Regions from separate parts of the Homo sapiens genome. Here regions 1 and 3 are each linked to region 2. Evidence: read pairs that join two places in POLR2A ChIA-PET (ENCODE). Cell type or tissue: Panc1. All regions are shown on one strand.

Region 1 (8,000 bases), 160 kb after region 2:
TAATCCCAGCATTTTGGGAGACCGAGGCAGACTTGAGGTCAGGAGTTTGAGACCAGCCTAGTCAACATGGTAAAACCCCATCTCTACTAAAAAACAAAAATTAGCTGGGTGTGGTGGCAGGTTCCTATAATTCCAGCTACTTGGGAGTCTGAGGCATGAGAATCCCTTGAACCCAGAGGTGGAGGTTGCAGTGAGCTGAGATTGTGCCACTGAGCTCCAGCCTGGGTGACAGGGGGAGACTTCATCTCAAACAACAACAACAACAAACAACAACAACAACAACAACAAAACAAAACCAAAAAACAAAAGAAAAGAAAAAGTTTCTCTTGCCCCACAAGGCTTGGCTAAGTATTAATAATAATTAAGAAGGTTTATACATCCTAATCCCTAGAACCTGTGAACGTTCCCTTATATGGCAAAATGGACTCTCAGATGTGATTAAGTTTGTTCAGTTGGGGAAATGATCCTGGGTTACCTGGGTGGGTCCTGAATAGAATCACAAAGATCCTTACAAGAGGGACACAGGAGAAGTTGGTCAGAGGGATGTCGATGTGACAATGGAAGCAAACATTAGAGGGATGCGGGTTTGTTTGTTTGTTTGTTTTTTGAGACGAAGTGCAGTGGTGTGATCTCAGCTCTTTGCAACCTCCGCCTCCTGGGTTCAAGCAATTCTCCTGCCTCAACCTCCTGAGTAGCTGGGATTGCAGGTGCTCACCATTACGTCTGGCTAATTTTTATATTTTTAGTGGAGATGGGGTTTTGTCATGTTGGCTAGGCTGGTCTTGAACTCCTGACCTCAGGTGATCCACCCGCCTTGGTCTTCCTAAGTGCTGGAATTACAGGCATGAGCCACCTCACCCAGCCGAGGGCCACTTTTGGAGAAGGAGGAGGGGGCCACGAGCCAGGGGATACGGGTGGCTAAAAAGACAAGGACATAAGGTCTTCCCTCAGTGCCTCCAGAAAGAATCAGCCCTGCCAACCACTTGACTTTAGCCCAGGGAAGCTGATTGCTGGCTTCTGACCTCCAGAACTGTAAGAGAATAAATCTGTGTTATTTCCTTTCTTTTCTCTTTCTTGTTTGCTTGCCCAGGGAAGCTGATTGTTGGCTTCTGACCTCCAGAACAGTAAGAGAATAAACTTCCTAACTTCCTTCCTTCCTTCCTTCCTTCCTTCCTTCCTTCCTTCCTTCCTTCCTTCCTCTCTTTCTCTCTCTCTCTCTCATTCTTTCTTTCGTCTCAAATCCCTGGGCTCAAGTGATCCACCCACCTCAGCCTCCCAAAGTGCTGGGATTATAGGTGCGAGCCACCTTGCCCAGCCAATCTGTGTTGATTTGGGGTTTGTGGGAGTTTTGCAGCATGGCCACTCAGTATGGAGTGCTTGGATCTGAGCTTCTCTGGTCCCTTGGCCTAGTAAGGCTCAAGATAGCTTTGCCCTGTCCTAAGTGTCTTACTTCTGTTAAAACAGTTTATTCTCATGACAACCTCTAGGAGGTAGGCATTGTCATATCTCAGTTTTATGTGTGTGGTCACAGAATCAGAGAGGTTAAGTGATTTGATTAAGGTCACGCAGCTAGTAAGTGAGGGAGCCAGAATATAAATCTAGACCATTTGAATCTGGATCAGAAGTTCTCCACGTTTGATCTCACTATAATCTTGTAAGTGAGCCGGGTGTGAAGGCTCACCTGGTACCTGTAATCCCAGCACCTTGGGAGGCCAAGGCAGGAGGATCACTTGAGCCCAGGAGTTCAAGGTTGCAGTGAGCCGAGATCACACCACTGCACTTCAGCCTGGCCAACAGAGTGAGACCCTGTCTTTAAAAAAAAAAAAAAAAAAAAAAAAAAAGGCCAGGCTTGGTGGCTCACGCCTGTAATCCCAGCACTTTGGGAGGCTGAGGTGGGTGGATCAACTAGGTCAGGAGTTTGAGACCAGCCTGGCAAACATGGTGAAACCCCGTCTCTACTAAAAATAAAAATTAGCCGGGCATGGTGGCATGTGCCTGTAATCCCATCTACTTGGGAGGATGAGGCTGGATAATTGCTTGAACCTGGGAGGTGGAGGTTGTAGTGAGCCGAGATCAAGCCACTGCACTCTAGCCTGGGTGACAGAGCAAGACTCCATCTCGGGAAAAAAAAAAAAAAATTCTTGCAAGTGGAGAGAGAATTGCAACCTTTGTGGCACCTTTAGACACTTCCAAAGCGTTTGTGTTTCATAGAGAATGCTTTTCTTTTTGATGTAAGTCTATTTCTTAACACATTAGAAAGAAAGAGAGTTTCCCGTGGAGGAGCTTTGTCATTGTCAGGAAATGCTGCATTTCAAGTGGTTTCACAGCTAGCATAACGTTGTAAAAGCAAAAATATATTCAAATTTATTTGACATTGCAGAGGCCCAAAATGGTGCTGATCAAGATGTCTGGTACAGTTCTTTTCACAGGGTGCTCTGATTTCATCAGCCAGCATTCCTAATTTAAAATAAGGAAAACAAAGGCAAAGTCCCCAGCTTCCCAAATCTGTACGATTATTCCTTTGTTTTCAATTCTGTGATGGAGATGATTTTTTTTTTCCCCTGAAGAAACGCAGATCTCCTTATTGGTGGATCTTTTTCTCTGCAAGAGGCTTTGCTTCTAATTTATTAGGTATTGATTCATATAATAAAAATCTTCCTTTTAAAAAACAAAGTACTACATTTCTTTGTTAAAAAAAAAAAAAAAACCCCAGGAAGTTCTTAAAATAGGAGTTCCTGAAATTCAGCGAAACACACAAATTGTGTTATTTTAAGGCAAGCCACTTGTAACCACATGTAAGTCAAGAAATAGAATTTGCCAGCTGTTCATAAGCCTCTCCACGTGCCCTAGCCCAGGCGCCCAGGCCCAGCCCCTCCCTTCTCTCTACCAAAATTAACCCTCAGCCTGACTTTTTTTTTTTTTTTTTTTTAAGATAGAGTCTCACTCTGTCATCCAGGCTGGAGTGAGGTGGCATGAGCTCGGCTCACTGCTACCTCCACTTCCCAGGTTCAAGTGATTCTCATGCCTCAGCCTCACCAGTAGCGAGATTACAGATGTGCACCACCACACTCAGGTAATTTTTTTGTATTTTTAGTAGAGATGGGGTTTCGCCATGTTGACCAGGCTGATCTTGAATTCCTGACCTCAGGTGATCCGCCCGCCTGGACCTCCCAAAGTGCTGGGATTACAGGCGTGAGCCACCGTGCCTGGCCAGCCTGACTTTTATAGCAATCATCTCTGTGTTTCTTTATAGTAATTAGTTATCCAAATGTGTGTCCATAGTTTAGTTTTGCCCTTTACAACTTCTAAAATGTTATTATTATGCCTCTTTTTTCTTATTCAGAGAATGTTGAATTCTCAAAGAAAAAAAGAGAATTTTGAATTGTAGTGACATCAGCATACGTTTTGAAGTATGTGAATATATATGCATATCTGAATATATATGTGCATATATAAAATTTTAAAATATCAATACTATCACTAGTAATATGATGACTAAATATAGTTTAAGATTTTCTTATGGTGCTTTTTTTTCCAGGAGGATATACCCCATTAGGGATTTATGTCAAATTAATATATCTTAAATTACTTTAAGACATTGTTTTAGCCTGGGCAACATAATGAGACCCCATCTCTATAAAAAGTAAAAAATTAGCTGGGCGTGGTCACACACGTCTGCAGTCCCAGCTACTCTGGAGGTTGAGGTGGGAGGATCGCTTGAGCCCAGGAAGTGGAGGCTGCAGTGAGCTGTGATCATACCACTGCACTCCATCCTGGGTGACAGAACAAGACCCTGTCTCAAGAAAACAAAAAACCAAAACCATTGTTTTGTGGGTGATTGAGTCCCAATCGCAAAAATTGTTTTGACATTCCATTTACTTGGAAAATATAAACCAATGAACATATGTATTCATTTTCCTCTCTATTGAGCAAAAGGTACATCCTGTTCATACCAATTTGCACCTTGGTTTTTTCACTTAACTACATCTTGGAGGTGACTATATATGTGTGTACACATGGGCCGGGTGTGGTGGCTCACGCCTGTAATCCCAGGACCTTTGGGAGGCTGAGGTGGGCGGATCACTTGAGGTCAGGAGTTCAAGACCAGCCTGGTAAAAATGACAAAACCCCATCTTTACTAAAAATACAAAAATTAGCAGGGCGTCATGGTACGTGCCTGTAGTCCCAGCTACTAGGGAGGTTGAGGCAGGAGAATGGCTTGTATCCTGGGAGGTGCAAGTTACAGTGAGCTGAGATCGTGCCATTGCACTCCAGCCTGGGCGGCAGAGCAAGACTGTCTCAAAACAAAACAAAACAAACAAATAGTCAAAAAAACAAAACAAAAAAACACGTGTGTACACACTTGTACATACACACACATCACATATATATGTAATCTTAATATATCTTATTTTCACAGCTGTACAGTGCTCTGTATTTGTGGATATAGCATAGTTGAATTAAGCAGCACCCTCTTCATGGCTATTGCAATAGTTTCCAGTTTTTTGCTATCATGCGTAGGGCTCCAGTGAAGAGGCACGTTCATATGAAGTTTCCTATTTCTGTCTGTGTCTTTGGACCTAATTCCTAGAAGTAGGATTGCTGAGTCAAAGGGCAAATTCACTAGATATTGCCAAATTCTCCTCCATGGAGGTTTTATCTTTTTATATTCCATCAGTAAAATGGAAGAGTCCCTGTTTCCCCACAGCGTTGCCAACAAGAGGGCTGTCCAACATTTGGATTTTTGCTAATCTGTTAGGTGAGAAATAGGATCTCAGGGCAGTTTTAATTGTGTTTCTTTTATTATGAGTGAGGCTGAGCTTTAGTTTATTTTTTATTTTTTGAGACAGGCTCTTGCTTTGCCAGTCAGGCTGGAGTGGAGTGGCACAATCTCGGCTGGCTCATTGCCACCTTCGTCTCCCAGGCTCAAGCGATTCTCCTGCCTCAGCCTCCTGAGTAGCTGGGATTACAGGTGCATGCCACCATGCCTGGCTGCACCATGTTGCCTGGCTGCAACATGGCATGCACCATGCCATGTTGGCCAGGCTGGTCTTGAACTCCTGACCTCAGGTGATCTGCTTGCCTCAGCCTCTCAAAATTCTGGGATTACAGGTGTGATATTTTATTTTTTATTTTTTGAGACAGGGTCTTACTCGGTCACACAGGCTGGAGTGCAGTGGTGCAATCATAGCTCACTGCAGCCTTGAACTCCTGGGCTCCAGCAGTCCTCCCATCCTCCCACCTCAGCATCCCGAGTAGCTGGGATCACAGGTGTGTGCCACCACACTCAGCTAATTTATTTTATTTTATTTAGAGACAAGGTCTTGTCATCTTGCTCAGGCTGGTCTTAAACTCCTGGGATCAATCAATCCCCTCACCTTCCCTTCGAAAGTACTGGGATTACAGGGATGAGCCACTGTGTCTGGCTATTTTTATAAATTTAGGTGGCATTTGCATTTTTTAACGTGAACTCTCTGTTTATGTATCTTGCCCGCTTTCAATAGGTTTCTTGTTTTTTTTCCCTTAATTTTTAGACACTTTATATTTTAGGGATTTTAACTCTTTCTCTTCTGTGATATAAGTGGTAAATATTTTTCTTATTTTGTCATCTGTAGTTTTTGGTTGTGTATGGCTTATTTTGTGGCCACGCAAAAGGTTTTTGTTTTTTTTTTGTTTGGTCATTTAACAAAATTCTCTTTTATGGCTTCTGGATCTTGAGTAATAGTTTGGAAAATTTACACCCTCCCCGGTAATGAGGGAACTCACCAGTGTTTTATTATCTGTGAGGCTGTGTTTTTTCATTTAGATCTTTGATATGTTTAGGATTTAATCTGGTATATGGGGTGGGAAATGCATTCAAGCTTCTTTGTTTTCACGTGGTCATCTAGTTGTTTCTACACTACTAAATTAAAACCTTTTCTAAAGTCCCTTCCTGAATTAGAAATTACTATATCATCATATAAATCTCCATCAGCAATTGCTTCTGTCTTTGGATTTTCTAACCTTCTTTTGATCTGTCTGCTTATTTATGCATCAGTAACACATTTTAAAATATTGTTTTTATTTACTTTTTTTTTTTTAGCCCCAACCATGGCAAGGGCACATATTGTTTTATTTTTATTGTATTATTTTTATTATTTTTAATTTTTCTGATACGGAGTTTTGTTCTTGTCACCCAGGCTGGAGTGCAATGGTGCAAACTCAGCTCACTGCAACCTCTGCCTCCCGGGTTCAAGGGATTCTCCTGCCTCAGCCTCTCGAGTAGCAGGGATTACAGGTGCCCACCACCATGCCCAGTTAATTTTTGTATTTTTAGTAGAGATGGGGTTTCATCATGTTGTCCAGGATGGTCTCAAACTCCTGACCTCAGGTGATCCACCCGCCTCAGCCTCCCAAAGTGCTGGGATTATAGGCATGAGCTACCACGCCTGGCCACTTATATCGTTTTAAGTATTTGGTAGAGCTACTGCCTAAGTTGGTGGCAGCCACGGCTGCTACTGCTTCTTTCTAGCTCTGGGGCAAAAAAAGAAAACACACACACACACACACACACAAACACACACACAAAACCCTTGATGATATCTGTATTGGGATTGCAATAAATTTGTAAACAAACTCAGAGGCAATTGAGTTCATGATGCTGGCAGCCTGCTTCTATCCTTGGAATTCTGGTGCCATCTAGTCGTCATTATGTGCAACAACAACTTTCTGAATTTCAAAAAGAAAATCTGGGAGGTAAAAGCAGTAAACATTTATTGTCTCACACACTTTTTGTGGGTCAAGTATTTGAGAGCAGCTTATCCACATGGTTCTGGTTCGAAGGCACTGGCCTGGGGTTCAGTCATCAGAAGGGTTTAAAGGAACTGGAGAATGCCCTTCCAAGGGGGCTCACTCACACTCCTCTGGGTCCACTTGCTCTAGGGGAAGCTAGGCCACATGATGGGGACTGTGGGGAGGGCCAGATGGTGAGCAAGTTAACGCAGAGAGTGAGGTGGAAGCTGTAATGCTAGATAATTTTAGACTTGCAGAAAAGTGCAGATAGTACAGAGAGGTCCCACATATCTCTCATCCTGCTCCCCCTATTGTTATTAGCATAGCACAATGATCAAAACTAGGAAATTAACATTGGTATCACAGTATCAACTAAACTACCAATCTTATTTGAATGTTAACACTTTTTCTATTGATGTCCTTTTTTTTTCCTTTTTTCTGTTCCAGACTCCCATATTGTGTTCAGTTGTTGTGTCTCTTCTAGACAGGAACATTTCCTCTGTATTTGCTTGTGTTTCATGACTTTGACACTTTGCTTTTTTAAGAGGTAGGGTCTCTTTCTGTCGCCCAGGCTGGAGTGCAGTGGTGCGATCATAGCTCACTGCAACCTTCAACTCCTGGACTCAGAGGATCCTCCTGCCTCAGCCTCTTGAGTAGCTAGGACTACAGCCACATGCCATGGTGCCCGGCTAATTTTTTTTGTCAGGATGGGGTCTCACTGTGTTGCACATGCTGATCTTGAATTATTGGCCTCAAGCAATCCTCCTGCCTCAACCTCTCAAAGCTTTGGGATTATAGGTGTGAGCCACCATGCCCAACTGACTTTGACACTTTTGAATGGTACTGATCAGTTAGTTTATAGGATATTCCTCAATTTGGGCTTGTCTGACATTTTCTCATGACTGGACTAAAGTTATGAGTTTTTGCCAAGAACGCCACAGAAATGATGTTGTGTCCTTCTCAGTGCATGATATCAGGAGGCACCTGATGTCAGTGTATCTTATTGCTGGTGATGCTGACCTTGATCACTTAAATTGCTGTATGCTGCACATCTCCACTGTAAAGTTACTATTTTCCCCTTGGTAATTAAAAACTATCTTGAAGGAGATTTTTTGAGACTATACAAGTCTTTTTCCTTCTCAAACTTTTGCCCACAAATTTTAGCATCCATTGGTGGATCTTGTCTGCAACAGTTATTGCTGTGACATTTGACTAATGGTAATTTTTCA
Region 2 (8,000 bases):
GTGAGGAGTTTGAGACCAGCCTGGCCAACATGGCGAAAACTTGTCTTTACTAAAAACACAAAAATTTGTCAGGTGTAGTGGCATACGCCTGTAATCCCAGCTATTTGGGAGGCTGAGGCATGAGAATTGCTTGAACCTGGGAGGTGGAGGTTGCAGTGAGCCAAGATTGCGCCACTGCACTGCAGCCTGGGTGACAGAGCAAGACTCTGTCTCAAAAAAAAAAAAAAAAGTTGACTTTCTGGCTGGGCGTGGTGGCTCACACCTGTAATCCCAGCGCTTTGGGAGGCTGAGGCGGGCAGATCACCAGGTCAGGAGAGCGAGACCATCCTGGCTAACATGGTGAAACCCCATCTCTACTAAAAATACAGAAAATTAGCCGGGTGTGGTGACACGCGCCTGTAATCCCAGCTACTCTGGAGGCTGAGGCAGGACAATTGCTTGAACCTGGGAGGCAGAGGTTGCTGTGAGCCGAGATTGTGTCACTGCACTCCAGCCTGGCGACAGAGTGAGACTTCGTTTCTAAATAAATAAATAAATAAATAAAGTTGCCTTTCCTCCCTCCAGACATTTTACAGAGTACTTGGTCCTGAATTATCAGTAGAGCATATCCTGGCCATCCTTAAACCTTCTTGATTGTGTGTTATTATGAAGAGCTTGATCCTACAGCTGTGTGATCCACAAGTTACTCAACCTCTCTTCAGTTTCCTCTTCACTAAGATGAGAGTAATAATTAGCCGGGCGTGGTGGCGGGTGACTGTAATCCCAGCTACTTGGGAGGCTGAGGCAGGAGAATTGCTTGAACCCGGGAGGTGGAGTTGCAGTGAGCCAAAATTGCATCACTGCACTCCAGCCTGGGTGATAGAGCAAGACACTGTCTCAAAAAAAAAAAGCCACAAAACCAAAAAAACCAAGATGAGAGTAATAATAGCACCTATCCCATGGAATGGTTTTGGGGATTAAATGAGTCGATTAGTGTGAAAGGCTTAAAACAGTACCTGGCATACAGTGTTGATACCTAATTTTATCTCTGAAATTTCCTGTAATCCCAGTACTGTGGGAGACAGAGGCAGGTGGATTGCTTGAGCTCAGGAGTTCAATACCAGCCTGGGCAACAAGGCAAAACCCTGTCTCTACAAAAAATACAAAAATTAGCCAGGTATGGCGGCTACTAGGGAGGCTAAGGCAAGAGGATCCCTTGAGCCCAGGAGGCAGAGGTTGCAGTGAGCCGAGCTCATGCCACTGCATTCCAGTCTGGGTGACAGAACGAGACCCTGTCTCCAAACAACAAACAAACACACCTGCTCGGGTATGGTGGCTCATGCCTGTAATCCCAGCACTTTGGGAGGCAGAGGTGGGTGGATCACTTCAAAACAAGAGTTCGAGACCAGTCTGGCCAACATGGTGAAACACAGAGTCTACTTAAATACAAAAGTTAGCTGGGCATGGTGGCATGCGCCTGTAATCCCAGCTACTCAGGAGGCTGAGGCACAAGAATCACTTGAACCGGGGAGGCAGAGGTTGCAGTGAGCCAGGATTGCACCACTGCGCTGTAGCCTGTGACAGAGCAGGACTTCGTCTCAAAAAAAAAAAAAAAAAAAAAAAAAAGGGCCGGGCGCGGTGGCTCACGCCTGTAATCCCAACACTTTGGGAGGCCCAGGCGGGCGGATCACGAGGTCAGGAGATCAAGACCATCCTGGCTAACATGGTGAAACCCCGTCTCTACTAAAAATACAAAAAATTAGCCGGGCTAGGTGGCGGGCGCCTGTAGTCCCAGCTACTCAGGAGGCTGAGGCAGGAGAATGGCGTGAACCCCGGGGGGCGGAGCCTGCAGTGAGCCGAGATCGCACCACTGCACTCCAGCCTGGGCAACAGCAAGACTCTGTCTCAAAAAAAAAAAAAAAAATTTTAATGACATTCTTACAGGCTATAAAATAACTTTTTTGGTAATGCTTTATTTTAGTATAATTGTAAACTTTTAGAAAAGTAACAAGAAGCCTGATGCAGTGGCTCACACCTGTAATCCCAGCACTTTGGGAGGCTGAGGCTGGCAGATCACCTGAGGTCAGGAGTTCAAGACCAGCCTGACCAACATGGTGAAATCCCGTCTCTATTAAAAATACAAAAATCAGCTGGGCGTGATGGTGGGTGCCTGTAGTCCCAGCTACTCAGGAGGCTGAGGCAGGAGAATCGCCTGAACCCGGGAGGCGGAGGTTGCAGTAAGCCGAGATCTCGCCACTGCGCTCCAGCCTGGGCAGCAGAGTGAGACTTGGTCTCAGAAAAAAAAAAAAAGTAACAAGAGTACAAAGGATTTCTGTATACTCTTTACCCAGATTTGCCAATTGTTTACAATTTGTTCCATTTGTCTTACTGTTCCCTCTTCTCCCCTCCATAAGGATACATGCATCATCTATATCTATTGTGTTATGAGCCATTTGAGAATTAGGTTGGAGAACATCATGTGTCTTTCTTTACCTCAGGACACTTGTGTGTAGTTCCTAAGATCAAGAACATTCTCTTTCCTTTTTTTTTTTTTTTTTTTTTTTGAGACAGAGTTTTGCTCTTGTCGTCCAGGCTGGAGTGCAATGGTGCGATCTTGGCTCACTGCAACCTCCTTCATCTGGGTTCAAGCGATTCTCCTGCCTCAGCTTCCCCAGTAGCTGGGATTACAGGCGCCCACCACCACGTCCGGCTAATTTTTGTATTCTTTAGTAGAGATGGGGTTTCACCATGGTGGGCTGGCTGGTCTTTGAACTCCTGACCTCAGGTGATCCACCTGCCTCAGCCTCCCAAAGTGCTGGGATTCCAGGCGTGGGTCACCATGTCTGGCCGAACATTCTCTTTCATAAGCACAGTACAACTATCAAAACAAGAAATTTAACATGGACATGATACTTTTATCTAATGCAAAATTCATGTTCCAATTTCATCAATTGTCCCAATAACGTTCCTTATTGCTGTTTTTTCTCCTGGCTTGGAATCCAATTCAGGATCACATGTTACATTTATTTATTTATCTTTTCCGAGACACCCTGGTGACTTAACATGTTGCATTTAGGTGTCGTGTAAGAGCTTCCTTTTAGACAGTGAATGTTCAAATATAATGGTCCCGCAAATTGCTCTAGGAAGACTTGATGCCTGCAAGACATAGCTGGGTTTCTGCAGGGATGACCAGCTCATGTGGCGCCATCTTGTGGCAAGTGAATAGAGTTTATAAATCCACTGGGCAGCTGTGAAATTTTTCTCTTCTTGAAAAAGATCAGGTGGTGTTTATATTATTTCAGTTTTTCTTAGTAATGTGGGAGGCTGTGTTGTAAGGATTTTTCTATTTCAAATCTACCTTTTTTTTTTTTTTGAGACAGAGTCTGACTGTGTCGCCCAGGCTGGAGTACAGTGGCACGATCTTAGCTCACTGAAACCTCTGCCTCCCAGGTTCAAGCGATTCTCCTCCCTCAGCCTCCTGATTAGCTGGGATTACAGGTGCCCACCACAACGCCTGGCTAATTTTTGTATTTTTGGTAGAAATGGGATTTCGCTATGTTGGCCAGGCTGGTGTCGAACTCCTGATCTCAGGTGATCCGCTCTCCTTTGCCTCCCAAAGTGCTGGGATTACAGGCATGAGCCACCGCGCCTGGCCTAATTTTTTGTATTTTTAGTAGCAGGCTGGTCTCAAACTCCTGGCCTCAAGTGATCCGCCCACCTCAGCTTTCCAAAGTGCTGGGATGACAGGCATGAGCCACCGTGCCTGGCCAACTCGGTAAACAGACAAGTTCAGACCTGGAATAAAAATCAGCCTAGTACAGAGCTTTAACCTTCCTAATCAAAACTGCATTTGGTAAACAAATATTTTTTGATCCCCAAGTCCCAACTATGTGCCTGGTGTAGGGGAGCAAAAAATGGCTTCCCTGTACCCTTCTAGGTTCTTTGACTGGGCTACATATTAAATTGACATAAGGCAGATTAACAGTAGAAAAAAACTCATTTTAATTAAGTAAGTATGCACAGGAGCCCCACAATATATGAGATTCAAAGAAGGGCCAGATGATTGAAGCTTATATAGCATCCTGAGCTACAGAAAAAAGAGGGGCTTGCGGCTTCTAGGAGGTGGTGGTGACCTAAATTATGGGAGGGTGCAGGGAGGAAGTGTATGGTGAATAAAAGTTGTCTTGTTATGCAGATTATAAGTCTCTTAGTTAAGAAAAGTTGTCCCAGAAGAATAGATCTGGGCGTGGTGCCAACCTCCAGTCTCATCTCCTGTGATCTGAGCTCATCTTTCCTGATTGAGAAGATTCCTGGGGAGGGGATTCGTGACACTGAAGTTCCTTTTGGAGGATCCGTGTTTAGGTAGATAAGGGAAGGTCAAAGAAAGTCCTCCCTGCCCTTGCTGTTCCCCAGGTTCCCTCCATTTGAAGTAATCAGTCTATCAAAGGGATGTATTTTGGGATGGCATTTCTCGAACTTCTTCATTTCTCCTATCTGAAACTTCTCTAGAAGTTCCACATGCTAAAAGTTGATTTGGTGGTGGATGACAGAAAAATCAGATTAGTGTTTGAATAGTATGAGACCTGGGACTAGGTCAGTCCAATTAATCAGTTCTGTCTCATTCCAGGAGGTGGTGTGGCAGGTGGGCTGCCATCACAGTCAGGCCTCTGTATGGCACAAGCAAACAGGTATTTAATAAGAGGAAACAAAAGAATAAGGTTAATGTTTGCAGCAATCTGTAAACTAGTTTCTGAGCCTGGAGGGCAGCCAATTGACATGATTTCTAGATGCTGGATCAAAGCATTTTCAGTTGGAGTAGGGGCAGGCAGTGATAATTTGACACAGATTTTCCTGGTTGCAATTTGCATTAGGGGTTCCAGTGAACTTTTTTTTTTTTTTTTTTTTTTTTTTTCAGACAAAGTCTCGTTCTGTCGCCCAGGCTGAAGTGCAGTGATGCGATCTCGGCTCATTGCAACCTCTGTCTGCCAGGTTCAAGCGATTCTCCTGCCTCAGCCTCCTGAGTAGCTGGGACTACAGGCGCATGCCACCACGCCCGGCTAATTTTTTGTATTTTTAGTAGAGACGGGGTTTTACCGTGTTAGCCAGGATGGTCTCGATGACCTTGTGATCCACCTGCCTCGGCCTCCCAAAGTGCTGGGATTACAGGCATGAGCCACTGTGCCGGCCTTTTTTTTTTTGAGAGTCTCGCTCTGTTGCCCAGGCTGGAGTCAGTGGTATGATCTCCGCTCACTGCAAGCTCCGCCTCCTGGGTTCACGCCATTCTCCTGCCTCAGCCTCCCAAGTAGCTGGGACTACAGGTGCCCACCACCATGCCCAACTAATTTTTTGTATTTTTAGTAGAGATGGGGTTTCACCGTGTTAGCCAGGATGGTCTCGATCTTCTGACCTCGTGATCCCCCCACCTCGGCCTCCCAAAGTGCTGGGATTACAGGTGTGAGCTACTGCGCCTGGCCTGTTTTTTTTTTTTAGATGGAGTTTTGTTCTTGTTGCCCAGGCTGGAGTGCAATGGCACAATCTTGGCTCACTGCAGCCTCCGCCTCCCAGGTTCAAGCGATTCTCCTGCCTCAGACTCCCAAGTAGCTGGGATTACAGGCACCCGCCACCCCGCCCGGCTAATTTTTGTATGGGGTTTCACCACGTTGCCCAGGCTGGCCTTGAACTCCTGACCTCAGGTGGTCTTCCCACCCCGGCCTTCCAAAATGCTGGGATTATAGGTGTGATCCCAGTGAACTTTCTGATTAGTTTGTATATTGGTAGGCATGAAGGTGGTGTATACCTAAGTGTTTGTGGTGATTTATCTGAAGTCTCTATCAAGTCTTCTAGTTTTAGCTTGCAGGGCTTCAGGAAAGGAAGTCTTACTTTCAGTAACTCCAAGTCAGAAGGGAGAAAGACTGGAAATGTTAGTTTGGAGAGTCATAGCCAGACATTTGAGGAAACTGGAAGAATTCAGGATCCACTCAAGTTTCCAGGTAAATAACAAACCCTCCACAACAATGAACTAGAATCTAATAATGGATACACTATAGTTTTCTTCTGAAACATGATTTTTCTTTGTACAGTCACCCCCATTTCTGCCAGACACAATCACAATGAGATCAATTTGTTGCCAGGAGTGGTGGCTCATGCCTGTAATCCCAGCACTTTGGGAGTCGAGGCAGAAGCAGATTGCTTTAGTCTAGGAGACCAGCCTGGGCAACATGGCAAAACCCCATCTCTATAAAAAATACAAAAAAATCAGACGTGGTGGCACACGAAATACAAAAAAATTAGACATGTTCGTGCATGCCTGTAGTCCCAACTACTCAGGAGGCTGACCTCAGAAGGATCATCTGAGCCTGGGGGGTGGAGGCTGCAGTGAGCCGTGATCCTACCACTGTACTCCAGCCTGGGTAATAGAGCAAGACCCTGTTTCAAGGAAAAAAATATCAATTTGTTGCAAAATAAGGTTGGTCTCTTATTAAACTTGGCCTGATTATTTATGTAAGAGCAGTAAGAATAATGATTGATTGTAAAGATTCTTTTTTTTGCTTTTTGGAGATGGAGTCTTGTTCTGTCGCCTAGGCTGGAGTGCAGTGGCACGTTCTTGGCTCACTGCAACCTCTGCCTCCCGGGTTCAAGCGATTCTCCTGCCTTAGCCTCCTGAGTAGCTGGGATTACAGGTGCCCACCACCATGCCCGGCTAATGTTTTGTATTTTTAGTAGAGATGGGGTTTCTCCATGTTGACCAGGCTGTTTTCCAACTCCTGACCTCAAGTGATCCACCTGCCTCGGCCTTCCAAAGTGCTCGGATTACAGGCATGAGCCACTGTGCCTGGCCCAGATTGGACCTTTTTTTTTAAGATTTTTTTCCTAGACAGAGTCTTGCTCTGTCACCCAGGCTGGAGTGCAGTGGAGTGATCTTGGCTCACTGCAACCTCCACCTCCCAGGTTGGAGTGATTCTCCTGCCTCAGCCTCCCAAGTAGCTGGGACTGCAGGCGTGGGCCACCATGCCCAGCAAATTTTTGTATTTTCAGTAGAGATGGGTTTCTCTATGTTGGCCAGGCAAAGCTTCTCAGGCCAGGCGCGGTGGCTCGCACCTGCAATCCCAGCACTTTGGGAGGCTGAGGCAGGTGGATCACGAGGTCAGGAGTTTGAGACCAGCCTGACCAACATGGCGAAACCTCGTCTCTACCAAAAATACAAAAATTAGCTGGGCATGGTGGTGGGTTCCTGTAATCCCAGCTACTCGGGAGGCTGAGGCAGGAAGAATCTCTTGAACCTGGGAGGCGGAGGTTGCAGTGAGCCAAGATCATGCCACTGCACTCCAGCCTGGGCGACAGAGCGAGACTCTGTCTCAAGAATAAATAAATAAATAAATAAATAAATAAATAAATAAATAAAAGCCTCTCAAGGTTATGAAGCCAGGGACTTGCCATCAAACTATGCCTATGGCACTATAATACTGTAGGTATTAAAAAAAAATTATAATCTGTCAGCTCAGTCCCATGTAATTCTTATTCTTCCTGATGTTGTTAGCAGGGTTTCTTTTTCTTTTTATTTTCTGAGACAGAGTCTCGCTCTGTTACCCAGGCTGGAGTGCCTCGGTTCAGTGTAACCTCCACCTCCCGGGCTCAAGCGATTCTCGTGCCTCAGCCTCTGGAGTAGCTGGGATTACAGGTGTGCACCACCACACTCAACTAATTTTTTTGTTTTGTTTGTATTTTTAGTAGAGATCGGGATTCTCTATGTTGGCCAGGCTGGTCTCGAGCTTCTGGCCTTAAATGAACCGCCTGCCTGGGCCTCTCAAAGTGCTAGTATTACAGGCATGAGCCACCACACCTAGTCGAGTCAGCAGTTTTCTGAGTCCAGTTTTTCCACTAGAGTTTTGGAAATTCTTACCCAGTCCAATGTTATAATCATAAGTTTATTAGGACCTTCTATTCCAGACTACTTGTCAGAGTCATTTCCATGAATCTTGAAGAAGCAATTTGGGGCAATAGCTGATTGCAAATGCTTTTAG
Region 3 (8,000 bases), 63 kb after region 2:
GTTCAAAGCAGGTGGAAATCTCTGCCTCCGTGGGGTGGACATAGATGGGTTATGGGGACTCCAGTCTCTGAGTGGGTGGGGAGGGCAGCGTGCCTTTTGTAATTCCAGCTACCAAGCCTGGAGCAACTGCTGTTTTTCTGGAATCTGTTTTTTCAATCTGTGCCCCAGTTCCTCCTTCATAATGGGTGGGAGTAGGGATAGTTGATGATAGCAAGTGCTTCCCATTTGTTATTAGAGGCTGTTCCTTTCCTTCGACTCCCAGTTCCCCTCCCTTGGAGGCAGGCAGGGCTCCAGGATCATGACTTCTCTTCTGGAGATGTTTGTGCCTATGTGAGCATGTGTCTGCAGAAGTTCATTATTTTCTAACTTAGGAGCACAGAACTGTATACTGTTCTTCACCTTCCTTAATTTTGAAATTTTTTATAAAGGCGTGGTCTTCTTATGTTGTCTAGGCTGGTCTGGAATTCCTGGGCTCAAGCAGTCCTCCAGCCTCTGCCTCCTAAATTGCAGGGATTACATGAGTGAGCTACCTTGCCCATCCCTGCACCTTCCTTTTTCTCTTAAGAAGTCTCAGATCATCCCAAGTCAGCATACAGACCTGCCTCAATCTTTCCCCCAGCTGCAGAATGTCTCATTGCACAGATGCCTCACAGGCATTCTACCTCACGACAGCCTGTGTATTAAACACTGCTGTGATATTTCATCAAATCGAAGGCGCTGTCATTGGGGAGGCACCCTGTTTCATATAGTGCCAAGAAAAAGGCGTGCCCAGTTAAATCAAGACAGACCCCAACTGTGAGATTAATCTGCATTCCAGCAGTGTCAAAATGTGGAAGAGGGTGCGTTGTGGGATGGATGGAAATAGAAGTAGTTTCGCGTGGTACACCAGGAAACGAGACTGGGGAGGAATACAGCCCAGCAGGGTGTCCCGGCTTGGATTTTGAAGCCCAGTCCCAGCCACACTTGTTCCCTGCCTGACCTTGGGTAGGGGCCCCAGTGTCTCAGGAACACAGGAGCAGTGACACTTGCCCTGGGGCGGGGGCCATCCTGGAAGATGCTGTGAAGGGCTGGCTGCACTCCCTGTGGCTTATTTAAATCACTGGGATTTGCGTGATTACACTCTCTGAATTTTCTCATTCTTAGTGAACATTTTATTTTTCTTGTTGGTCATATGAGTATTTTCTAGATACAAGCAAAATACACGGGGGGTTCAAAATGCGTTGGGTTGAAACACCTAATTGCAGTGTGGTCAAAAATGGGGGATGTGGACAATTTGGTGTAATTCAGCCTAATATATTTTTCATTTTGGTCTCTGGTCATTTTCACTTATTAGACAGAACAGTTTGTAAGTATCCAAAGAAAATTATTTTGTTTTTTTTTTAGCTGATTGCAGTGGTATGATCATGGCTCACTGCAGCCTCCACCTCCTGGGCTCAAGCAGTTCTCCCACCTTAGCCCCCTGAGTAGCTGAGACCACAGGCATGTGCCCCCACACCTGGCTAATTTTTTATCTTTGGTCTCTACAAAGTGGGTATCCATGTTGCCTAGGCTGGTCTCAAACTTCCGGATGCAAGCCATCGTCCCGTCTCAGTCTCCCAAAGTGCCAGGATTGCAGGTGTGAGCCACCGAGCCCAGCTCAAAGACAGTTCTTTCTCAGCAAGTTCTAAACCATGAGTGACAGAACTAGTTTATTGTTCTTTATTTTATTATTATTATTATTATTATTATTATTATTATTATTTTATTATTATTTTGGGATGGAGTCTCGCACTGTTGTCCAGGCTGGAGTGCAGTGGCGCGATCTCGGCTCACTGCAACCTCCGCCTCCCGGGTTCAAATGATCCTCTTGCCTCAGCCTCCCGAGTAGCTGGGATTACAGGCGCCCGTCACCACGCCCGGCTAATTTTTTGTATTTTTAGTAGAGACTGGGTTTTACTATGTTGGCCAGGCTGGTCTCGAACTCCTGACCTCAAGTGATCCTCCACCTTGGCCTCCCAAAGTGCTGGGATTACAGGCGTGAGCCATCGCACCTGGCCTGTTTTTATTTTTTATTTTTGTTTTTTAAAAACTTTTTAAGAGATGGGTCTTGCTTTGTTACCTAGGCTGGTCTTGAACGCTTCGGCTCAAGCACTTGGTCCACCTTGGCCTCCCAAAATGCTGGGATTACAGGTGTGAGCCACAGTGCTTAGCCTCTAGTTAACTGTTCTTAAACCAGGCTCCCTTCTGCTGGGACCTACTTCTTGTCCACCAGCTTCTCTCCTCTACATCCCTGGGCTGCCAGGACCTCTGTCCCTGCCATGCAGACTCCCTGCTCCCAGTGGACTGTCCCCTCCAGGGAGTCCTGCGGGCCAGCTCTTGCCTTGCAGTGTCTTCAGCTCCTTTGGCTAATGAATGCTGCTTCTTACTCTTGGTTTAACTTTACAAAACATTGGTAACTTATAAACTTGAGCTTGTCATTTGTTCCGAAGAATTCACAGGAGCACTCTCTCTCCCTCATTCAAGGCTCAGGGTGGTGGCTCATTTTCAAGGGGCTGTGAAAAGAGAGGGTCACTCCTTTTTGATCATTTCCCTGCTGCCTGGCTTCAAATGGCCCTCAGGCCAGGTCACTTTAGGGAAATTGGTGATCGCTCTTGGTATTCCACTTTTTTTTTTTTTTTGAGACGGAGTCTCGCACTGTCACCAGGCTGGAGTGCAGTGGTGCGATCTCTGCTCACTGCACCCTCCGCCTCCCGGGTTCAAGCAATTCTCCTGCCTCAGCCTCCTGAGTAGCTGGGATTAGGCGAATGCCACCCCTGACTAATTTTTGTATTTTTAGTAGAGACGGGGTTTCACCATGTTGGCCAGGCTGGTCTCGAACTCCTGACCTTGTGATCCATCCGCCTCAGCCTCCCAAAGTGCTGGGATTATAGGCATGAGCCACTGCGCCTGGCGTGGAATTTCACTCAGGTCCCTTCAGCTCTCTCTGGTTCTGACAGATCTTGCCCAAATTCCCATGGTTATGTGGTCATTTGCTTGCCTGTTGCTGGGGGTGGCTGGGAGGTGGCACTCAGCTGTTCGACTCTGAGGCCCAGGACTCCTGGCTGCTGGGACTCACGTGTGTCCCTGCACAGGGAGGAGTGGATGCGGGCCATCCAGATGGTCGCCAACAGCCTCAAGCAGCGGGCCCCAGGCGAGGACCCCATGGACTACAAGTGTGGCTCCCCCAGTGACTCCTCCACGACTGAGGAGATGGAAGTGGCGGTCAGCAAGGCACGGGCTAAAGTGGTAAGTGCTGGGAGCAGGGGTGGGGCTGCCAGCCTGCGGTGCCCCCACCCCCAGTGCTGGCCTGCTCTCCTTGGTTTCCATAACACAGTTCAGGGGGCTCAGCTGAGAGACAAGGCTGCCCTGCAGGGTGGGGTGATTTCAGGTGGCAGGTGCCCTAGGGTGTGCTCCATGCCCGTAGGGGAGGGAGCAACCTTGGGTGGACCCACTGCAGGTTCGTCCTGGGAGTTGGTGAAGACCTGGCTACCCCCACGTCAGAGCCCAGCCCTCCCAAGGCCCTGTGCCTGCAGAGCCTGGTCTGAAGGCCGCTTCAGAACACACAGTTGCTGCCCAGAGCCTCCCTTCCTGCTCCAGCCTAAGCCGTTTGGCAACAGTGTCTTTTGGTTTTCCTCTTTCTTTTGTTAAAATTTCCTCCCACGGGCCATGAGCCAGGCGCTGACTGCCCCCACTCTCCCTGTCCCTGGCAGACCATGAATGACTTCGACTATCTCAAACTCCTTGGCAAGGGAACCTTTGGCAAAGTCATCCTGGTGCGGGAGAAGGCCACTGGCCGCTACTACGCCATGAAGATCCTGCGGAAGGAAGTCATCATTGCCAAGGTGCGTGCCCCGGGAATTGCGCTCGCGAGCCTCTGTGGGGGCTGCGGTCTGGAGCCTGACCCTGAGGCCTGGACGCTTACCCGCGCTTTCTGCTGCTGTGGGCTTATTTCCCCCACAAATTCCCCCTAGTCAGAAAAGGGGGAGCCTGAGGCCCAGAGAGGAGCAGCAGGCCTTGCTGCTGAGTCCCCACCTCCACCCTATGTTAGGGGCTGGGGGTGCCTGTGGAGAGAGAGAGCCTCGGGGCCCCACCCAGCAGGTACTGTCAAGGGAGGCTGGGGCCTGTTGGGGAGGACGTCGCTGTTGGGGAGTCCCGGGCTTTGCTCAGGGTATCCCAGGTGGAGGCCGGGCCAGGAGTGGAATTCTACTTTTTCCCTTATTTGAATTTTTTGTAGTGGAAGATTCCAAAGACATTCAAAAATTTAAAAAGAAAATAAATATTACGGACCCCCATGTAGCCATTGTCCAGTTTAACCAGTTATCAGCGTTTAGCCAGCCTTGTTTCCTTAGCTCTGCCTGTCCCTCTTGTTCTGGAATACTTTAAGGCCTGTCCTAGACAACACGTCACTTCACTCATCCATACTTGAACATGTGTCCTGACAGATGAAGACTGTAAAGAATATAATCATGTGGTGCTGCCATCAGAGCCAACCAAATTAGCTGTTCATTCCTGATGTGACGATTGGGCCTAAGGCAGCCTTCCTCAGCCTCAGCACTGTTAACGTTTTGGGACAGATGATTCTGCGCTGTCGGGGCAGCCCTGTGCATTCTAGGGTTTCAGCAGCACCCCTGGCTTCTACCCACTGAAGCCAATACTAGCTCCCCAAGTTGTGACAATCAAAAATGACTTTTGGGTTGGGCGCCACAGCTCACGCCTGTAATTCCAGCACTTTAGAAGGCTGAGGTGGGAGGATCGCTTGAGCCCAGGAGTTCGAGACCAGCCTGGGCAACAAAGCAAGACCCTGTCTCTGTAAAAATAAAAATAAATTAGCTGGGCATAGTGGCGTGCACCTGTAGTCCCAGCTGCTCAGGAGGCTGAAGTGGGAGGATCAGTGGAGCCTCAGAGGTTGAGGCTGTAGTGACCCATGTTCACACCACTGCACTCCAGCCTGGGCGACAGAGCCAGACCCCCAGCTAAAAAAAAAAAGGGAAAAAAAAAAAAAAGACTTCAGACATTCTCAGGTGTCCCCTGGGGATAAACTTGCCCCAGAGAGAGCCTGTGTTCACGTTGCTGCAGGTGGCTCCAGATTTTTGGAACCACTCCTGGTGGTTCTGCTGTACAGTCAGGTACCAAATTAGAACCTGAATTAGAGTCACCCAAAGGGCTTGTGAGACAGTGCTGGGCCCACCCCGAGTTTCTGACTCAGTGGGCCTGGGGGTAGGTCCCAGGAATTTGCATTGCTGCCAGTTCCCAGGCGGTGCTGAGGTGCTGTGTGGGGACCACACCAAGAAGCACTGTTTTTCCTTCTTTGGGCAAGAATGCTTTCTAGGTGGGACTTCCCACAGCCTGTGGTGGCACCTCGGGGCTCTCGTGATGTCTGTTTGTCTCCCTTGCAGGGACGTCACAGGTGTCTTGTCCCTAGCAGCCTGGTCCTTACATTGTGACATTCCTGCTGACTTTTCACCTGTGGCTTTGAGAGCCACTGATGATCCTCGTCTGGGTCTGCTATTTGCTGAGGGTTTGCAGGCTTTCACTTTTCACTCCTGTGATTTTCTGCATTTATGGCTGGGAATGGAATTGCATTTCACAAGGCCTTGCTCCCCTTCGTCGGGGCGGAGTGGGCAGGTGTGGTGTTGCCCACCAGCCCCTCACCCGCAGTCTGTCTGCAGGATGAAGTCGCTCACACAGTCACCGAGAGCCGGGTCCTCCAGAACACCAGGCACCCGTTCCTCACTGTGAGTTGCCCTCCCCTTCCCAGACAGTGTGAGGCCAGCCTTTGGACAGAGCTCAGAGAGAGAGCCCTAATCTTCTGGTACAAAGCACAGTCTTGGGGTAGGCCAGGCGGGCAGGGCAAGGTGTTGCTGCGCCCTGCCAAGTCATCCGAACCAAGACATGTGGTGGGGGTGAGCAGGCTCGGGGAGTGGGAGGGTGACAGCTTCTTCATAGATGGTGGCTTCATGTAAGCATTTGAACTAACTGAAGATATCACATTATTTGCTGGCTGCTGTCTCTATGAGTTAGGAGCACTTAGCCCAGCTGGTTGAAGTGGAAACATTATTTTTTTTGTTTTTGTTTTCAGATATGCTCATAGAAGCAGATGTGTTAGCATTGTGTTGTCTGTCAGCCTGGACTGAGTAGATGCCTGTTTGGGCTGCAGTCTCCATCAAGGCCAGTGGCCACCAGTTAAATGGACTAGATTGAGGATGGCTTATGTATCATTTCTTTATCTCAGTTGCTGTCCAGGTATCCTATTAAGCCACAGTACTTTTTCAAATAAAATCTTATGAGGTACCTCAGTGCAGAAAACAGAATAGTTGAGTTGTCATGAGCTGAAGGACCCCCTGGTGGGAGTCTCTGAGGAACTCTCTGTAGATCTCCTTAGTGCAGTGGAGAACTACTGTTTGTTGACTGACAGCCTGTCCATCCTGTCATTGAAGTTGGCTCCCAAGCCTTTGCCACTCCCAGCCACAGCAGACATCACTTGTGTGTGTAAGTTGAACACATTTTACTGTAAAAACAAGAGCCATGGTTGCTCAGAACAGCTCTAGTTCTCCCTTGGCTGTGCCTGATGGAGGCAGAGGACAAGATGGTTCAGCATGTAACCCTTTCCTACCGCAGAGCCATGCCTTCACTTAATGCCCCAAAAGGTGCAGCCGGTATGTGAACCCCATATGGCTGACTCCTGGGGGCCCCAGCCAGGGCAGGGTGTGTGTGTGCAGAATAAGCAGGGCCAGGGCCCTGCCCTGGCATGGCTCAGCAGAGCCCTCCTCCCTCCCACCTCCCACCCTGCTGCCTTCATCCCCCAGGCGCTGAAGTATGCCTTCCAGACCCACGACCGCCTGTGCTTTGTGATGGAGTATGCCAACGGGGGTGAGGTGAGCCGCGGCTGCCTTGACTTTGCCCTCTGGGGCCTCCTTCTTTAGGGTGGGGCGGGATGGAGAGGAGCTGTGGGTGAGATGGAAGGGTGGAGGGAAATTTCAGTGTCATCTAGTGCCCCTCTCCCTTGAGGCAGGCGGCTTCGTCTCCATTTTGGGGGGGCAGTCACTGAGGCTCAGAGAGGTTAAGTGGCTTGCCCAAGTTTACACAGCTAGTGAGTGGGTGGGTCAGGTCCAAACCAGTCCAGAGAGGTGTGGAGAGGGCTGTGGGGCGATAGCACTGGGAAGGATGGTCTTAAAGGCCCCAGAGAAAGCCCCCAAGGGTTAAAACCTAGCAGCCCTCCGTTCCCGTGTCCTCTCGAAGTGAATTCCCGCAGCCGCTCAGCTTCCCCTTACAGAGTCGCCTCACTTTTGTCACCCACTCCTTGCCTCGCGCCTTCTCTGTGCAGTGGTTGGCACACCTGCTTTGGGATGCGTGGTTTGCTCATCTGTCTGATCTGGGCTTGCCCATGGCCTATTGTTACTTGGTCATGACGTGTGCTTCTTTTTGCCTCCATGCCATCCTCCCTCCTGTCTCGGATGTCTCTCCCATACCCTCTCATGGGTGCCTCCTGGCAGACCCTCGCCCTTCCCCCCAGCTCTGTGTCACTTATGAGCTTCTGCGCTCTGCCTTGATTGGTCCCTCTAGCTGTCACTTGCTGGTTCATGATACAGGTGTCACCACATCACTGCGCTGGGGCAGGGGGCTGGGAAGGTGAGGGCAGGTGGGTGGGCTGGGGCCTGACCTCCTCTCCCCACCCCTTCCTCCTGCAGCTGTTCTTCCACCTGTCCCGGGAGCGTGTCTTCACAGAGGAGCGGGCCCGGTTTTATGGTGCAGAGATTGTCTCGGCTCTTGAGTACTTGCACTCGCGGGACGTGGTATACCGCGACATCAAGGTTAGTGGCAGGGTGTGCGCCAGGCTGACCTGTGGCATGCACACCACATGGGACTCACACTGGGGAAGTTGGGCTGAGCTTCTGCCCTCATTCGCCAGGCTCCCCACCAAGGTCCAGGGTGGTGGCTGCCCTCATTCGCCAGGCTCCCCACCAAGGTCCAGGGTGGTGGCT

Evidence for each region. ChIA-PET counts read pairs that join two places held together with the same protein. Peaks named below come from ENCODE experiments on the same cell type or tissue, not always from the same donor. Only the 100,000 strongest peaks of a DNase experiment are listed, where the experiment ranks them.
Region 1: POLR2A ChIA-PET joins it to region 2 with 20 read pairs; 5 of 35 experiments call an interaction of 5 or more read pairs at or near these places.
Region 3: POLR2A ChIA-PET joins it to region 2 with 13 read pairs; 4 of 35 experiments call an interaction of 5 or more read pairs at or near these places.

What each region holds. Positions count from the first base shown.
Region 1 is chr19:40,138,666-40,146,665 of GRCh38, reverse strand. No RefSeq gene overlaps it. Among named protein-coding and RNA genes, the nearest start is that of MAP3K10, 49 kb to the left of the region's middle. RefSeq lists enhancers at 1,344-1,393, 2,014-2,163. In Panc1, no CTCF peak of the experiment used is centred here; DNase peaks (open chromatin) are centred at 1,525 and 6,635; H3K27me3 peaks cover 1,112 bases.
Region 2 is chr19:40,300,695-40,308,694 of GRCh38, reverse strand. It overlaps a transcript of C19orf47 not described here. Among named protein-coding and RNA genes, the nearest start is that of AKT2, 19 kb to the right of the region's middle. In Panc1, no CTCF peak of the experiment used is centred here; a DNase peak (open chromatin) is centred at 3,164; H3K27me3 peaks cover 862 bases.
Region 3 is chr19:40,237,798-40,245,797 of GRCh38, reverse strand. It overlaps AKT2 (AKT serine/threonine kinase 2), which reads left to right. Exons shown (of 14, transcript NM_001626.6): 5 at 3,111-3,264; 6 at 3,729-3,860; 7 at 5,688-5,753; 8 at 6,825-6,893; 9 at 7,707-7,829. Among named protein-coding and RNA genes, the nearest start is that of CCNP, 15 kb to the right of the region's middle. RefSeq lists an enhancer at 3,217-3,718. In Panc1, no CTCF peak of the experiment used is centred here; no DNase peak of the experiment used is centred here.